Regions from separate parts of the Homo sapiens genome. Here region 2 is linked to region 1. Evidence: chromatin loops called from intact Hi-C (ENCODE). Cell type or tissue: mammary epithelial cell. All regions are shown on one strand. Links, peaks and the distances in the headings refer to the core of each region. The heading gives the core; the rest is flanking DNA.

Region 1 (8,696 bases), core at 556-8,555:
AAATCTTGTACATCAAGTGCTTAGCACAATGCCCGGCAAATAACAGGTACTCAATACCTATTTAAATAAAGATGATCTCATTTTAATCATCTTCCTTCTGCTAAGCAGACTGTTATTAAAGTGGCTTACCTTTAATAGCTTATTTGGCAAAATTCTTCTTTCCTTTATCATGAAGCCAGAAAACTCACAAGCCTTACAAAATAGCCCAACTGGGGCCTCTGCACTTATTTCCCTGTATGTATGCATATCTTTGTGAACATGCATGGTTTCTGTGTGTTCTTCCCTTATAGAGGAATCCATATAAACCCTTTGGAAGAAAGACATTATTTCCTTCTTTGCGTTCCCCTTTGCAAATCAAGTGCCTGCTTATACCACCCAGGTTTTCTAAAAAGTGGGCTGCAGAAAACCCTTGTGAAGCCAAGTTCTGGGCTGAGTGCCCCAACTCTGGCCATTGCAATGCCCTCTGCTAGTCTCAAAAGACCACTTACACCTCTGCTTAGCCTATCTTTAAATCAGTGGTTCTCAACGCCTGACCTGGGCAGCCTTAAAAACACGAGAGGCTAATGCCTGGGCCTCATGCCTAGAGATTCTGTTTTAATTGGTGTGAGGTGGGGCCTGGGCATTGGGATTTTTTTTAACTCTCTAAAGCGAATCAACATGCAGCCTTGTTTAATGAACCTGATGAAAGTCCCCCTCTATTCCAGGGAACTGATCTTGGATAAACCAACTTCCTGCCCCGGAGGCTTTTCTGGGGTGGGATGGGGGAGTGGATGAGAACATCTGGTAGAACCTACTGCATTTCCCACACCTAAAAGAGTTCTCTGTGTGAAAAGGTTTCGAGGCATGGCATGGGGAAGGATGTAAAGGGTTGCTCCACTCAAACTATTAAATCAACCACGAGCAGCACTGCATCACCTGTAGGGGGGCACTAAAGAGGCCAAACATTTCTCTTCCTGGTTTGGATAAGGCAGGGAGAATGGCATCCCAGTCAGTCATTTGACAGTCAAAGAAAAGAAGGCTAAGAATATTTTCTAAATGTTAACAGTGGTTATCTCAGGGTGGTAGGTTTAAGGGTGGCTTTGTCCCCATTCAAAAAACATTAACTGACCTTGTCATACTCTCTAAGTACAGTTTTGTGGGTAGAGAAATACTAAGACATAGGCTCTACCCTTGGGATTTATAAAGCATCTTGATTTGGGGTGACTGTTGTTTCCTTTCTTTTCTTATGTGGGCTTCCCAAATATTCTGCAATCAGCATGTTTCGCTTTCTTTATTTAATTTATTTATTTATTTTGAGACGGAGTTTCACTCTTCTTGCCCGGGCTGGAGTACAATGGTGTGATCTCAGCTCACCGCAAATTCCGCCTCCCCGGTTCAAGTGATTCCCCTGCCTCAGCCTCCCGAGTAGCTGGGATTACAGGCATGCGCCACCATGCCCAGCTAATTCTGTATTTTTAGTAGAGACGGGGTCTCGCCACGTTGGTCAGGCTGGTCTTGAACTCCTGACCTCAGGTGATCCGCCTGCCTCGGCCTCCCAAAGTGCTGAGATTACAGGCATGAACCACCACGCCCGGACTCACTTTCTTAATAATTATTTTTGAAGGAAAAATACAGCACGGTCGAACCTATTAGACTATAAGCTCTTCAAAGACAGGAAGTATTTGTCACTCACCTTTGTACCTCAGGGCCCTAGCCCAAGGGTCTGTCACATAAAGGGTATTTAATAAATGTTGGTGAATACATATTTGACCTTTGACTTCATTTCAGACCTTCCAAGAACTTATGAACCAGTAATTAAGTCTTATTCGCAATCTTTCTTTCCAGTGTCTCTGCTAAGGACTACACTCAAATTAGGAATATTTGCTTTTGTTTGGGCATGGTGGCTCACACCTGTAATCCCAGCACTTTGGGAGGCCCAGGCGGGCGGATTACTTGAAGTTCGCATAAGCTACTCACAAACTCCTTCATGTGCTCCTCCAAAACCCTGGAGGAAGTGCAGAGCAAATGTTATGTATCCCCATTTCCTAGGTGAGATAGGGAAGTGAAGTGTTAAGATCACAGTGACAGAGGACTGGCTCCGAGAGCTCTTGAATTTTATTCCAGTGCTCGTTCCATCATAGCATTCAGCAAAGTGGGAGGGTCTTAGGAAAAGCATTGTGAAACTTTGTCATTGACATCAAAGGCCTACCTGCTTATCTTTGCTCTCCACCTCTCTATCTATCCTATCTCTACTCAGTCCTTTAATTTAAAATCCTCCAGCAAGGACCAAGAGCCTGGGCAAGGTCCACACTAATGTTTTTTTTCTAACTTTGACTCTGGACTACGGTCATAGAAGATTCCTCCCTCATTTTTTCTCTTTCTTCTTTGAAGCAAATCAGAGTACGAACTGGAGGAGAACACCCTTCTCACACAGTAGACTAATTACCGATATATTTGTCTGTGGCTCCCTATGGACTGCAGGGCCCATGAGGACAAGGACCATATTGTTTTATTTATTATTACTTTTTATTTATATTCTTAAATTTTTTATTTTCTCTTTTTTTGAATTCTAATGGGCCATATTGTTCGCTAGTATTGCCTCCAAGCTTAGCATGATACCTGGCACATATGTGCTCTGTTGATATTTGTCAAATCAATGAAAAGCTTAAGTGGTGGGATCCTAATTTTGGGGAGGAGAGCTGAGAAAATGTCCTGCCATGAACTTGCTCAGGAATCTAATCAGTCAGTCAATGTCTGAGATGTAGCCAATAGTGATCTTCCTCCTCTGCACTCTTCTAGGGGCTGTAGGTACCTCTAAGTCTCTGACCATGAACTGCTAAGTACCATAACGTCTTACTGAACTGTATTTGCCCTACCAGACTTGTGAACCTTTTGAAGGTAGTAACCCTTTCCCGTGTTTTATGCACCATCAGTCATAAATTTTTTTTGCTATGAACCATCAGTCATATTTTTTTTTGCTATGAGTCTTGCACATAGCAGAAAAATCAAATATTTGTTGAATGAAATTAACTGAAGTCACCCAATTAGTAGACTAGAAATTAGGCTTCCTGACCACCTTGTCTAGTGGTCATTGCTGGTGTGTGCAGGATCCTGAGGGCTTTATATAAGCTGCACATTTTTCTTGAAATATAATGTTTTCCTTCCTTAGAAACAGGTTGGAGTCAATGTAAAATGATAGATGGGAAGGAGGAGAGAGCTGGAATCCAAAATAGTGGTTGTGGGCTGGGTATGGTTGCTCACGCCTGTAATCCCAGTACTTTGGGAGGCTGAGGCAGGAGGATCACTTGAGCTTAGTTCAAGACCAGCCTGGGCAACATAATGAGACCTCATCTTTACTAAAAAATAAAAACAAATGAGCTAGGTGTGGTGGTGCACAGCTACTCGGGAAGCTGAGGTGGGAGGATTGCCTGAGTCCAGGAAGTTGAGGCTGTGGCAAGCCAAGAAAGTGCCACTGTACTGGGCAACTGTTGCCTGGGCAACAGAGTGAGACCCTGTTTCAAAAAAATAAAAAAAAGAAAACATAGACGAAATAGTGGTCGTGGAGGAAAGATGACATTGTTCACATAAAATGCACATGTTCTCTCTCTGTGAAACAGCACAAGAGAATGCTGGGCCAAGTCCGGGAGGACAGGGCTGGTGTAGACACCGTGGGAAAGAACTACAGGTTCCTAAAGCTGGTTTTATTTGACCAGCAGAGGGCAGCAGGTGGCAGCGCTTCCTCCCAGGCGAGAACAAGAACCACCACAATGTGATCCATCAGCAACTTAGTTTCCTTCTGGAGAGAAATCCAATAATTTTATCGTTTTTTCTTCAAAATGGCAGGGCAGTCAGGTAAGAGGAAAGAGTTACAGGTAATATTAACCAGCACTGACTACCATAAGCTGAGCTTTGAGGAAATCTTGGCGTCTATTTTCCTTGTCAGCCAATGTCTGACTGACTCTAAGACTTAAGAGTGAGGGTGAAATTCTGTCTAGAAAATGAGTTGTTAACTGACTCCAGAAGAAAAAGACCTCCACTCCCATTTTTCCCAAATTCCTTATCACAGTCACAAAACAGAGCTCAAAACTACGTATTGAGAACACTGAAGGAATAAAAACGCTCAAATAAACATAAACCAAATACCCTAAACCCAACTGACAGCTGCCCAGAATATATTTCTATATTTTTCCTTTTTCTATTCCTTTTACACTTGTTTCATATGAACCTGTATTCAGAGTAGGCAGGAAAGGAATTTTAGATGATGAGATCTAGCAATAAAATAAAGATATAAGAAAAACAATTTTTAAGAATTTAGGTATAATAGTAGGGTTTGAAGGTTTAACCCTTCGTGTTTTCAATCTGGCCAAACTGGACTCGAATTTCTAAAGTTTTAGAAAATATTCCTACCTCTGCTCTTTTTTTTTTTTTTTTTTGACAGGGTCTCACGCTGTTGCTCATGCTGGAGTGCAGTGGCATGATCACCACTCACTGCAGCTGCAAGTTCCTAGGCTCATGTGATCCTCCTGCCCCAGACTCCCTGAGGAGCTGCGACTACAGGTGAACACAGCCACATCCAACTAATTTTTTCTATTCTTTATAGAGATGGGGTCTCGCCATGTTGCCCAGCTGGTCTTGAACTCTGGGCCTCAAGTAATCCTCCCACCTGTGCCCGCCCAATGTGCTGGGATTACAGGTATGAGCCACCACACACAGCCTCCTCTGCTCATTTCTAAATGAGCATAAGACAAGCTGTAATTTTAAAAAATGTAAATGCAACATAATCCCAAGCAGCGATAGACTTGTCTCTTTCAACTAGTTCCTTACTCCCAAGTATTTTCGTTATCATTTAGTTCTAAGTGTTTTTCTTCAACTATGATTTTTTTCTTTTACCCAGTTGTAATGAGTATGTTTTTACATTTCCAAAGATGTGAGATTTTTAAAAAGGATATTTTTGTTGATGATTTCTAACTTAATTGCATTGTGCTTGGAGGACTTGGTCTGTATGATACTGATTCCTTGTTTTTTGTTGAGGTTTGCTTTGTAAGTAGCACACATGGTCAATTTTTGTAAAAAAATTCCATATGGTTTTCCAAAAAATGTATAATCATTAATTTGGGGGTACAGGTCTCTATATGTGTCCATGTGTCAAGTACATTGATTGTTTTATGGATATTTCTAGTCCAAATATCCCCCTTTACCCCTCAATATTTTGGTTAGAGAACATTTAGTGTGCTGTCAAAAATAAAAAGGATGAAAATATGGCTTTTAACAGAATAATGAAAGCATCTATCACCCATCTCACAAGATAGTTGGTTGCAAAGGACCAAAATGGGGGTGCGTTGCTGTGTATGCACTGGTCTCCAGCTGCTCCTGGCAGCCTAGGAGTCAGTTAGGAAGGGACTGGAGGTGGGGGGCTGAGGAGGATGCAGTGGTGGAGTTACAGCTTCTTCTTTATAAATCACATTTCCAACCTAGCCATGACCTTGACTTTGGATAATGCCTTTATGTATGAGTGTTTTGGAGTCTTATCCCTTAATGATTTGGCCCTGATTATGCCCTGATTATGCCCCAATCCCCTAAACTTCCCAGAGTCTTCGGAGCTATGTAACAGATTAACATTTGTTCTGAGGACCCAGTGCCATGGCTCATGCCTATAATCCCAGCACTTTGGGAGGCTGAGGCACGAGGATCACTGGAGGCCAGGAATTCAAGACCAGCCTGAACAACATCGGGAGAACCCACTTCTAAAAAAATTTAAAAATTAGCTGGCCATGGTGGCACGTGCCTGTAGTCCCAGATATTCAGGAGGCTGAGGGTGGGAGGGTCACTTGAGCCTGGGAGGTTAGTGCTGCAGTGAGCCGAGATCATGCCACTGCACTCTAGCCTGGATGACAGAGAAAGACCCTGTCTCAAAAAAAAAAAAAAAAAAAAAAAAAAAAAAAAAATCTCACCAGTGTTTGCATAGATGCTGGTTACCTTCCTAAAGCACAGGACGAATCATATGGACTGCTTAAAACCTACTGCTGTTCCTTGGAGTCCATGGATCAAGTCCTGGCTTCCTAGCAGGTCCTTCCATGCCTTTGTTGTCTGTCTGGTCTCAACCCATCTGCCAGGCTTTATCTCCTACAGCTCTTCCTACATAACTAACCCCAGGTACTCAGACCATATACCTGCTCAGCATGTGCCAGGCACCTCCCACCTCAGGGCTTTTGTTCATGCTCTCTCCTCACCCTCTGCCTTCTCTAAGACTGCCCACATCCTATTAGTTCATCCAACCCACACACTGCTGCCCAGTGAATCAATGACCACACTCATAGGCTCCCTGGGAGACAGGCTACCTAAGAATACACAGTCCTGGGAAAGTCACTTAACCTCACTGTGCTCCAGTTTTCTCATCTATAAAGTGGGAATAACGCGAATAGTACCTATGTGATGATGTTGTTGGGAGCTCAGCACAGAGCCAGTTACACAGGAAAGACTGCTAAGTAGTAGCTACTATTATTGTGAGCCCAGTGCCTGAGTGGGTGCATAAATATCCACAGAATGAATAAATGGCTCCAGGCAGGATTAATCAGTCCCTCACCATGACTGTTAGAGCAGGTTTTAAAGTTTGCTGTGTAACATGGGCATTTATTTATACCTGCCTCCTTCTTATGCTTCTTAAGCCTTAAGCATGGGAACCAATCTTACATTGTTCGTTAGTCCTCCATAATAATCACTGCAATGCCTTGTGTTAATCAAATTGTGTGAAATTGAACTGACTAGGAACTCACGCTGAGTGAACTTTGACAGCATGGGGGTGGGGTTGGGGGGTGATGGTCTTTGCTTCTTCAATAGCAGGCTCTTAGAGGAACTTCTGGGTCAATGGTACCTTGTAATCTCATTAGTGTACAACGTAAACGAAACGGGTTAGGCCCCCAGTCTAGGGTGAGGGTGCGATGGAACATGCATGACAGGGCGTGCTGAGTGACTATGTTGACCTGAGAAACCAGTTCAGACATTTCCAACTCATGTAATTGGACTTCCTTTCTTGGTTGCTCTGGCTGGGCTCTTGAGTCATTGAGAAAGGGCGTGGGTGAGGCCAAGTAATTATCCCAATAGTCAAGAGATTTGAAAAGTTGTTGAAGAAATTCTCCTCCTAAAACAGATGTGCAGCAAAAGAGGGCCTGAGCCTGACCCTTGTTAAGAAAGTACTTGAGCCATACGAGTAGACTTCCTCTACAGCACATGCTAAGTTTGGTCTCTCAAAGCACCACCATCAAGACTTGCTCTTTTTATTAGCTGTATGACCTTGACCTCCCTGAACATGTTTCCCCCAGGAGGGTGAGAAACTCTACCCTACTTACTTCACAGGGCAATTGCAAGGAACAAAAAGCATAATAGATGTGAATCTGCTGTGGACGATCTTCTTAAAATTCTCCCAGGAGAGGGAAGCAGCCACTAAGCTCAGCTCCCTTCTCTTGGTGGCGGAATATAAATCGGTCTGCATGGAGAGTCAGAACAAAGCCAGGCAGGAAGTCTTCAAGCCACACCCTTCAGATATATTACAAAGAAAATATTTTGCAAAAATAAAACGACAGGAATGTGATGCTTCACTTTCTTTTCATCCAAAGGGTTCTTTTCATGAAAAAATTCTTTTTATAAAATGCGGAACCAGGCATCAGTGGACACACACTGGGGATGCCAGGAGGTTGGTCACCTGGCTGGGGGTGTAAAAGTTTCCTTCAATCCGTCTGGCCGGGTTATTTTGAAGCTCTAGGATAAGGAGGCCAGAGTAGCTGATGTGGTAGTTGGCGGGGAGTGGGGTGCGGGGAGTAGGCTGGCTCTTCAGATCTGAGGACATGAAAGGCGGGCCAGGGAACTGTAGGTTTGAGGAAGGAAAAAAGTACCAGCTCTGGCCGCTCAAACTTCCCAGAGCCAGGAGTGGACACTCCAGTTGAGTCTCAGAAGGAAATCTGCCCAGGCCATTCCCGCCACACCCCCTGAAAAGTGAATTGCTGGCCAAAGCACAGAATCTTCCACGTCCTCTTCGGTCGGGATCTCAATGTTTTCAAAGTCAGAAGTGCTGGAGAGCAAAGTCCTTTGTTAGCACACCTTAGACGTGCATGGTGCTCAAAGGGTTACACATCACTGTATAAACACCTGTACACTTGGAGCTGTGCAACTTTCCAGAGGAACTTGGGGCTCAGAAAGGCTAACTGGCCAGCAGTCTCATAGCTGGCGGTATCCAAACTAGAATCCAGGTTTTTGACTCCTGTTCCAGTTTTCCATGTGATACTGCCTTTGTGGTTTTTGTTTAAGTTACACTTCAGCCTCGGAAAGCCAAGATGGGCAGAAATGATATTCCTTTTTATTGAGCTGGAAAATGGAATAACACACTTATACACAAAAATTGGCACTAGGAGTTAGGTCTTCTCGTCTGCCAGGATCTGTGTTTTAGGTTAAAATCAACCTGGAGATGGGGTACCAAGTGGCCGCAGGATGGTGTAGGTGGGGGAATAGCAAGCAGAAAAACCAGAAGCTGCCTCAGAAACTAGAGCACCTTCCAGTTTTCAAACAGAAAAGGACAAGTTCCTGTGGCTCTGTTAAAGGTGAAGGGGCTGCAGGGATGGAGAGGAATAGAGAGTTGTTTACTGGGTCCACTAAAGAATTTCTGTTTGCGATGATGAAAACGTTCTGGAAATGGATAGTGGTGATGGTGGTATAACATTGTGAAG
Region 2 (8,696 bases), core at 138-8,137, 200 kb after region 1:
GCAGGGATTTGTCTAAAATTATCCTGCTAAAGAGAGTGGCCCTATGTGATTTTCAGTGATGTCACTTCTTGCACTTAGTAAACACATAATCACTATGTTGATAACTAAATGCAAAATGACCCCCTTCCCCAAAACTCCTCCAGCCCATGCTGCAGAGGGGGTGTATGTATGTATATATGTGTGTGTATATATATATATATATATATATATATATATATATATATATATATATACATACATACACATACACACACTTGGGAACGGGTCTGTAAGAGGCAGTAGGAAGATATATATCCTACTTAGAGCCTAGGCTTCTATCCAGGTGATTAGGTCATTTTAATAATCCCAAATTCAGGGTATTCAAGTTTTTGTACATGCTGTAATTAAGATGAGGGTTCATTTACAGCTGGCCTATAAAGAAAACAGAAGTGACAAGATTTCTTCTTCTTTTTTTTTTTTTTTTTTTTTTAAGATGGAGTCTTATTCTGTCACCCAGGCTGGAATGCACTGGCATGATCTTGGCTCACTGCAACCTTCACCTCAAGTGATCCTCCTGCCTCAGCCTCCCAAGTAGCTGGGTTTCCACGTGCCTGCCATCATGCCCAGCTAATTTTTGTATTTTTTTGTGGAGACGTGGTTTCACCATGTTGGCCAGGATGGTCTCAAAACTCCTGACCTCAGGTGATCTGCCCGCCTTGGCATCCCAAAGTACTGAGATTACAGGTGTGAGCCACTGCACCCGGCCAAGATTTCTTTTAAACTTGAGTTTCTTCTGTTCAAGAAAACAGGTTGTGTGGAATATTGTCTCCAGGGGATATTAACTTTGGGAAATTCCTGATATTAGACCTTCAACTCCTGGGTGTGGAGAAGGAATTTATTGCCTTCATCTGGCTGGGTTTTGAGGATCTCATGCATGTTTATAATGATTTCTTATCGATACAGAAGGCCAAGGCATTTTCTCAAAGATTGGTGAACAGTCACAGGTTCCACAGCAGCTTTGGAGCCAGCTGTGCTTCTGTGTGTCAGCTAAGGCCATCTCCTGAGTGCACTCCTGGCATTTAGACCCCTTCCTGGGCCCCGGACCACACAGCTGTCCCCATGTTCTTTCAGCTCTCCAGCTGTAGAACTGTGCCCCCATCCTGTACCAAGCCCACAGCCATGGCCAAAAGGGATTGCATGTCTGGAAACTGATGAAGGCTGCAAGGTCTGTGCCAGGAAAAGCTGGGGGAGATGTGGAGTTGGAGTTGGGTGAATTAGCACAGGAAATGACAGCTTTTCCCCAGGGGGCTTTTATAAAAGATACCCTGATGCTGCTTGTGGAGAAGTAATGGCATCAGGGGACAGGGAAACTGAAAGCCTGAGAATCCTACCACATGAACAAAGTGCCACAAATAACGAATTCACCTCAAAGGGTCTAAATGATTGCACTCTGGTGTATGTGTGAATGTATGTGGATGTGTGTGTGTATGCAAGTACCCATGCATGTGCACATGTATACACACAATGTCTATTCATCATAAAAAGTATTTTCTCCCATCCAGAACATTTCTAAGTCAACTGCTCTCTCACCATCATTTGTGGGCTTGGGAAATGCCAATTTATTTTAATAACATAAGCCACACATTCATAGGAAGGAAAATCTGCTGTAAAAAGACTTTATGTGACGCATTTCAAAACCAAAAATAAAGGACTTTTAGATCATCTGTTGTTTTGGATTATCTGGGCCAGCGCTCCCCACCATGTGTAGACAGTTGAGAGCTGGCTGTACTTTCTGCTTCCCGCTATTCTGGCCCATGGTGGGCCCTTCTGGTCCACTCCAGGTGAAGCCACTTCTGGGGGGATGTGGGGAGGCCACCTAGGACTGTGGGTAGTATTCCCCAACCAATGAACTCCTCTATAAACTGTCCCCATATCCAGGAATCCAAGATAACGGAATTAAAGACTGCTTGGTTATTCTCTGCAGAGTATGCCAAGGTTTCTCACCCACCCATTGTAGGACAAGAGAAAAGGTGGGAGCAGAGAAAAGGTGGGGGCATTTCCAAGATATGCCTTTCCCATGTTCTGGAAATGCTCAAACTCTCCTACTATAGGAAAAAGGGGCTATGTCAGGGTAAATAAGCCTAGTCAGCCTCACCTGAGTATCCTCTTTCACTATGATCCTAGACCATCATTTCTTTGTAATTGTTTCCTTTCTAATTTATTTATTAAAGTAGGGATTCCCTGAGGCATGGCCTGTCTCCACTGCTAGACTTTAGTCCACCCCCTCCTTACCTGGACTCTGGACATAGATAACTGGCATCAAAATGACCCCTTCACCAGAGCAGTTATAATTTGTCCATGCAGCACTGAGGAGGTGAACTTATCCTGGTCATGCAGGTCTTGGGGCTTCCGCCCCATGGAGGTTTCTCCACCATAGTCACACCCTTCTTTTGGCTACCACCTCACTCAGGACCAATGCTGCTGCGGCTTCATAGGCCCTGAAATGGCTCCCTACCCTGCTTGTCCTGGTTGGTGCCTAAGGGTCAACTAAATCCTCCAGATTTATTCCATTCAGGTACAGGGGAGGAGGGAAGAACCTGTTATCACCAATGGCCATCTCTGCTAGAACCCCATTTTTTTTTCTTCAAAATGTACGTGAAGTTTTTGTATGCTTTCTTTGGAACTGTCCCCCAAAAGAGTCATTGTAAGTGTAGGTGTCACATGGAGACTTGGGAAAGAAATACTTAAGAAGTCATCCATGGGTTTAGAGGAAACTGGGATTCAGAAGCATCCAGAAAGATATAAGTCCTCTTCTGCCCAATGACGTTGCTTATCATAGGTGAATGAAGGTGAGGTCTCTGTGGGGGTTGCAGTAAGACCTGCAATGAAACCACCACTCCACACATTACAGTACACAAAGCCCTTTGACTATCCAACCAGTCCAGAGAGTTCCTCCACTCTAGGACTCATCTAAAGTCCCCTTTCTTTGAATTCTTATAGAATTTATGATCCCTATACGTGGTTCTTCTGGTCTATTTCATGTGTCAGACATGACTATTAGATGGCTCTTAAGGGAATCGACTCATCTTACACTTCCTTTTATCTTGTAGAACCTAGCAGAGTGTTTATCATATAAGAGGTGCTCAATGAAGCCCTGCTGAATTTGACACTAGTGAGATGCTTAAAGATCAGATGACTCATCCTAGGTAGAACTCACAGGCCTTCCTGGAGAGTGCCACCTGCTGGGCACATCCCCCTTCAGAAGCAAAGATTCATCCCATTCCCGCACCCGGAAGCCTGTGAGGCAGGCAGTGCTGGAGGGAGAGGTGCTGGTTACCTCTTACTATTGTTCCTCTGTTTGGCTGGTGTTTTGGGGAGCTGAAGTGGCTCCTTTAAAGCTCCTTTCAGGTGAATGATCCTTTCTTGAATCACTTCTCGAATGTTCTTGATCCACTCCTGCTTGGTTTCAATGTTGGAGGCCTAGAGTGCCACAGGGAGAAAGACTGAGAACCCCAACTCCCATCACCTTACCAAAAACAGTTCTCAACCCTCCTGCAGTCTTCATCTGTTATTTTCAAGGATTCCAAATGTCTGGGGAGTTTATTTCTCATTTCATACTTATGACTCTTCAATACCAGAAACAGGCTTCTCCAACTCCCAGAACAGTGCTCCGACCTCAAGATTCAATGCAGAATTACTTGTACGGGAGTAACTGTCAAAGTATTTCATAACTCATAAGGCACTGACCAATCCTGATATCTGCCCTGGAGGTGGAACAGTATCTGGAAGTTCCCCCTGGGACAGGGATTAACACCTGGGTTGCTAGATCCTGGGGAGGTCTGGTGGGCACTGGGAGGGGCAGCATCTACTTCCCAATCAGTATGGATATATGTCAGGATGTTCACCTAGCATGGCTCCACAGACTTGTACTGACTAGAAATCAGTCCTGGGTTTGTGGCAAGCTCTGTTAACTAAAGGCACTGCTATCATTTTATGATGATCCCATTTGTCTTGGTAGAATTTTTTTTCTGGTAATTCTGCCTCACAACAGGTAGCAGCTATGCTGGCAGTTCAGAGTGAATACATGTGAAGCTTTTGTCGGGGTTGGACCATTTTTTCCTTGGTGATGGGCACTTTCCTGACAAGCAAATGACTGCTGGGAACTTCATCATCTGCATTATCGCTGCTCAGACAGGCTAACATCACTGCTGTGCCCCAGAGAGCTGCAATGACTCCTCAAGGCCGTCTTCTGGTGAAAGGCTCCCTCTTGACATTTCTCTCCATCAGCATGGTCCCCATGCTAATGTGATTTAGTAGGGGTTCAAGAATGTAGGTTCCCAGGGAATAAGGTCCATATCTTATACATAGTTATCCCCCACCACACTAGGCACTATACCTTTTACACGGAAGTTATTTAGGAAAAAATGTCAAATGAATGTGGAGCAAATCAAGGTGTCTTTTGTCAAAGCGTCAATTGTTCTTGCCACTTGAAGGAAGAGATACGGACAGAGCACAGTTTAAGCGGGCCTTGCTGAGCTGGTCCCACAAGCCACTCCCTGCTTTCTTCCCTCTTGGTCACACATGTGCATGCACTTGAGGAGACCATGCGTCTTTGAGATTCTGGGTCTACTTTCATGATAGAATTTGCTTCTCAATGCCCACGTGATGCTGCCATTCCCAAAAGAGGCCCATGGCTCAGTAGAGTCTCTGGGCCTTAGCTTTGAGGTGTCACTTGCCCACCCCCACTTCTATTATCCCCAACCCTAGTTTGTGCCTAGCAGAGAGCAGTACTTACTTTCAGCACTGTTTTATTGTCTGAGGATGGGGTGCGCCCAGACCACAAGGCGAATTTGCAGGGATCGCCCTCCACGTGCTCGGTCACACCCAGCTCTGAGGTCTGTAGACAGGAAATGCCTATGAGAGGCGGGGAAGGGGAGGGCAGTGGGGAAACTTAGGGCTGGGGTGGGAAGGGAAAGGCAACAAAGAGGAGAGGACCGAGGGAGGGGCTTCTGTCAATCAAACTTTAACAGATTGGATATTCTGTTCATCTACCCAGGATGAAAGGACCTACAGGCACGTGCCTGATTAGCAGGTACCAGGGAGGGAAGGTGAAGAGGGAGGTGCTAAAAGCAAACAGAAAGAAGAACTGTGAACTCTACAATGCAGACGTGGGAGGTGAGTGGGGTGCTTTCCAAATAGGAGACATTTTCATTTGTCCAGGATGGTTTTGGTGTGGAGGCCGGGGAGGAGATGAGATGAGTGTGTCCAGATCCCTTCCTGCCCATGGGTTCTATGAAAGCAGGGAGTCTTGTCTTACCCCACCTGCCCCACCTACCAGTAGCTTGTTCTTGTAAACATATTTCGTGTGTCCTGAAGAATCTTTGATCTCCTTGCTAAAAACCAAGGAGATCTCAAAGAGGAACAAGTGCCGCTCCCGCCCCTTCCGGATCAGCGACTTCGGGTCCCACACTTGAAAGGCATCCTGGAGAATCAACTCCCCCTGCACATCCAGGTTCTCGTCGAACCCTGAAAAACATCCATTTCCACCCTGTGGAGTTTCTCTACTGCCACAGTCAGGGGGCCATGTTCCACCCCCCTCTTGGAGAAAGGCCTCTCTTATTGTTAGTCTTCAGTTACTGAAGGGTTTTTTTCTCTCTGCTAACTCCAGAGACTGCTGAACACTTCCATAGACATCTCTGAGAATTGCAATTAGATCTCTCCTGCCCCCTTCCTGCACCATGTCTTTTATATACATAACCAATATTAGTGGAATCTCCTGCAAAGGTCCTATGCAACCTCACACCTTCACACACCCACAGTTGGCCTCCTGCAAGGGCAAATCCCATAGCTCCTTTGTCCTCCACAACTTTCTACTGTTCCTGACTTGTAGCTATGAGTGGGGTTGAGGACAAACACTGCCTGACTGAGTGTCTTCAGCTCCTCTTTATGTGTCATTCATTACCTTAATTCTTCTTATTATTATTTTTTATTTTTTTTGCAGTGGCATGATCGTGGGTCACTGCAGCCTTGAACTCCCAGGTTCAAGTGATCCTCCCAGCTTAGCTTCCCAAGTAGCTGGGTCATAGGTACATGCCACCATGCCCAGGTAATTTTTGTATTTTCTGTAGAGACAAGGTCTCCCTATGTTGCCCAGGCTGGTCTTGAGCTCAAGTGATCCTCCCACCTTGGCCTCCCAAAGTGTAGGATTATAGGCATGAGCCACTGTGCCTGACCTACCTTAATTCTTATATTCCATTTCTAGAATTCCTCCCTTTGATTACTTTGCACAAGCCTTCAACAGTTTATATTTATACCACTTGAAGTTTTTAAGAGATGCTCTCAAACTTTACTGTGCATAAGGATCACCTGGAGAGCTTGTGAAAACACAGATTACTGCCCACCCTCCAACCTCCCCAGATATTCTGATTTAGTAGGTGTGGGGTGAGTCCATGAATGTGCACTTCTGACAAGCTCCCAGGTGCTGTTGCTGCTGCTGGTAAACAGACCATGCATGGAGTAGCTGGATCCAGAGCATAGGTCAGGGACAGACTGGAGGAGCTGGGTACTTGCAGGTACTTCCAGGGTGGGGTGGAGGGGAAGGTACAAACAGAGAGGAAAGGAGTGGAGAAAAATGTCAACAGGAATACATTGAGATGGTTCCTGCTCAGCCTAGGGAAAATAGCCAGGGCTCCTTTGCTCTAAGAATTGAGGCTTCTGGTGCTAAGGATGGTCTGGGAAGTATGGAGACCGTATCAAGTCTCCCAAGGTGGTGTTGGTGGTATTGGCGGAGTAGGATGGAGTCCAGAAGAGAAAAAACAGCCCACGTGTTTACATATTTGCAACAGACTATACACATTTCCTTTAGCACCCATTAAAAATGTTAAGTCTTTTTGTTTGTTTGTTTTTGTTTTTTGAGATGGAGTCTTGCTCTATCGCCCAGGCTGGAGTGCAGTGGTGCGATCTCAGCTCACGGCAACCTCTGCCTCCTGGGTTCAAGCGATTCTCACACCTCAGCCTCCCGAGTAGCTGGGATTACAGGCATGCACCACCACCCCTGGCTAATTTTTGTATTTTTAGTAGAGACGGGGTTTCGCCATGTTGGCCAGGCTGGTCTGGAACTCCTGACCTCAGGTGATCCACCCACCTTGGCCTCCCAAAAAAATGTTAAATCTTAACTCATCTAACAAATTCCACCCCAGTATGGCTGCTCTGCCCACTCATTCTGCAGTGTTAAGACCACTTTATTGGAATCTTACTCTACAGGTTTCTGGTCCCAAGAAGATAGCTTCATCTGACTGAAGTCTTATCAGAGTTGTTTGGCTGGACTTACTAACCTTCTAGAGGACAAAATGCTGGTTGCACAAGAATGTGAATGTATTTAATGCCACCGAACTGTACATTCAAAAATGGTTAAAATGGTAAATTTATGTTATACATATTATGTATATTTTACCATAATAACAAAAAAAGAGCATAAGGCTGAAGATGGTATGTTTTGTGTGTATGTGTGTCTGTGTGTGTTTATGTGATCAGGCTTTCTATTCATTGTGATGACCAAGGCAATGTAATGCAGATGCTATGCAGACTAACAAGACTGCTGTAGGTTGGAAGCTCTAGCACATCAACAGTGAGGGTGATGGCCTGTCCTGGACTGTCTCATGGGCAGCAACATGTCCACATAACCTCCAGTGGCTTAGGCCTGGTCCTTCCTAGAAGCAGGGTGCTAGCCAAATTGGTCCTTGTGGAGCCCCTCTCACATGACAAGGGCCTATGTAACTACTTGTCATTTCTTCTCTCTTCCAGCCTTGCACCTTGTCTAACTTCATGCCACTTCCCTCCCATGATACAAGCTCCCCCGTGTCAAGGAAGAGAGGAGGCTTCCCCAGTGCTGGGAGGACAGCTACCTTCCAGCATGCTGACATGCATGGCATCATTGGCTTTCTTTGGGACACTGAGCATCACCTCCAGGCCATCCTTGAGCTCCCCTTTCCCTTCTTCACAGCAAGTTAAAAGTTCCTGGGGAAAAAAAAGTCCGGACATAATTAGGGCCATCTCCCCCAGCTTCCTCCCACCACCTAACCCAGCAAGGAAATTATAGACCAGCTTCGCTCTCTGTAATGGTTCCCTCTGAGCTATAAAGAAAGTGAGGTGGGGTAAAAGGGGTTATCTCTAAGAATTCAAGCACTATTTTTCTCCCACACTGAGCATTCTCAGCCCAATCTAGCCCAAACTAACTCAATCCAACCCAACTCCCAAATGGCTTGACCTGTAAGGCAGCAACTGAGGCATTCTCTGTCACTGGACTGCCCTCTTAGAGAAGGGACTACCCTGGCAAAGCACGTGAACAGAGGTGCAGTATTGTATAATCCAATAAAGAGAATAAAGAGAAGAATGAGGAGGATAAAGGGAAGATAAAGAGTGTGCTATGCAGTACCCAAATATCCCTGCATGCTTACTGCTGACACCACTTTTATTTACAAGCCTCTACAGCCTGAATGCTGACTTCCATCCCACTGGGAACAACTTGAGGTTGGAGACTTAATAGGCTTATGACATCCCAGAGTAATAAAATATTTTTAGATCATATGGATCAGGAGTTCCTAATCTGGGGCCAATAGATGGGCTTCTAGGCTATTTCATTGTCAGATGAGGTAAGTGCGATTAAGAGAGATGAAGTGATTTTCCTCAGGTTATATAACTCAGTGGAGGCTATGCAG

The links. A loop is a pair of places that touch in the nucleus more often than their neighbours do. Peaks named below come from ENCODE experiments on the same cell type or tissue, not always from the same donor. Only the 100,000 strongest peaks of a DNase experiment are listed, where the experiment ranks them.
Region 2: it touches region 1 in a loop (4-fold over the local background); 3 of 110 quality-filtered maps call a loop at or near these places.

The regions. Positions count from the first base shown.
Region 1 is chr3:124,684,027-124,692,722 of GRCh38, reverse strand. All of the region lies in intron 51 of KALRN (kalirin RhoGEF kinase), which reads right to left. Among named protein-coding and RNA genes, the nearest start is that of UMPS, 42 kb to the left of the region's middle. In mammary epithelial cell, for the core only: a CTCF peak has its summit at 3,697 (motif pointing right); DNase peaks (open chromatin) are centred at 3,702, 6,272 and 6,992; H3K27ac peaks cover 450 bases.
Region 2 is chr3:124,487,503-124,496,198 of GRCh38, reverse strand. It overlaps KALRN (kalirin RhoGEF kinase), which reads right to left. Exons shown (of 60, transcript NM_001388419.1): 29 at 7,884-7,995; 30 at 5,315-5,505; 31 at 4,775-4,876; 32 at 3,317-3,459. Among named protein-coding and RNA genes, the nearest start is that of MIR6083, 120 kb to the right of the region's middle. RefSeq lists an enhancer at 4,320-5,519. In mammary epithelial cell, for the core only: a CTCF peak has its summit at 3,214 (motif pointing left); a DNase peak (open chromatin) is centred at 3,218.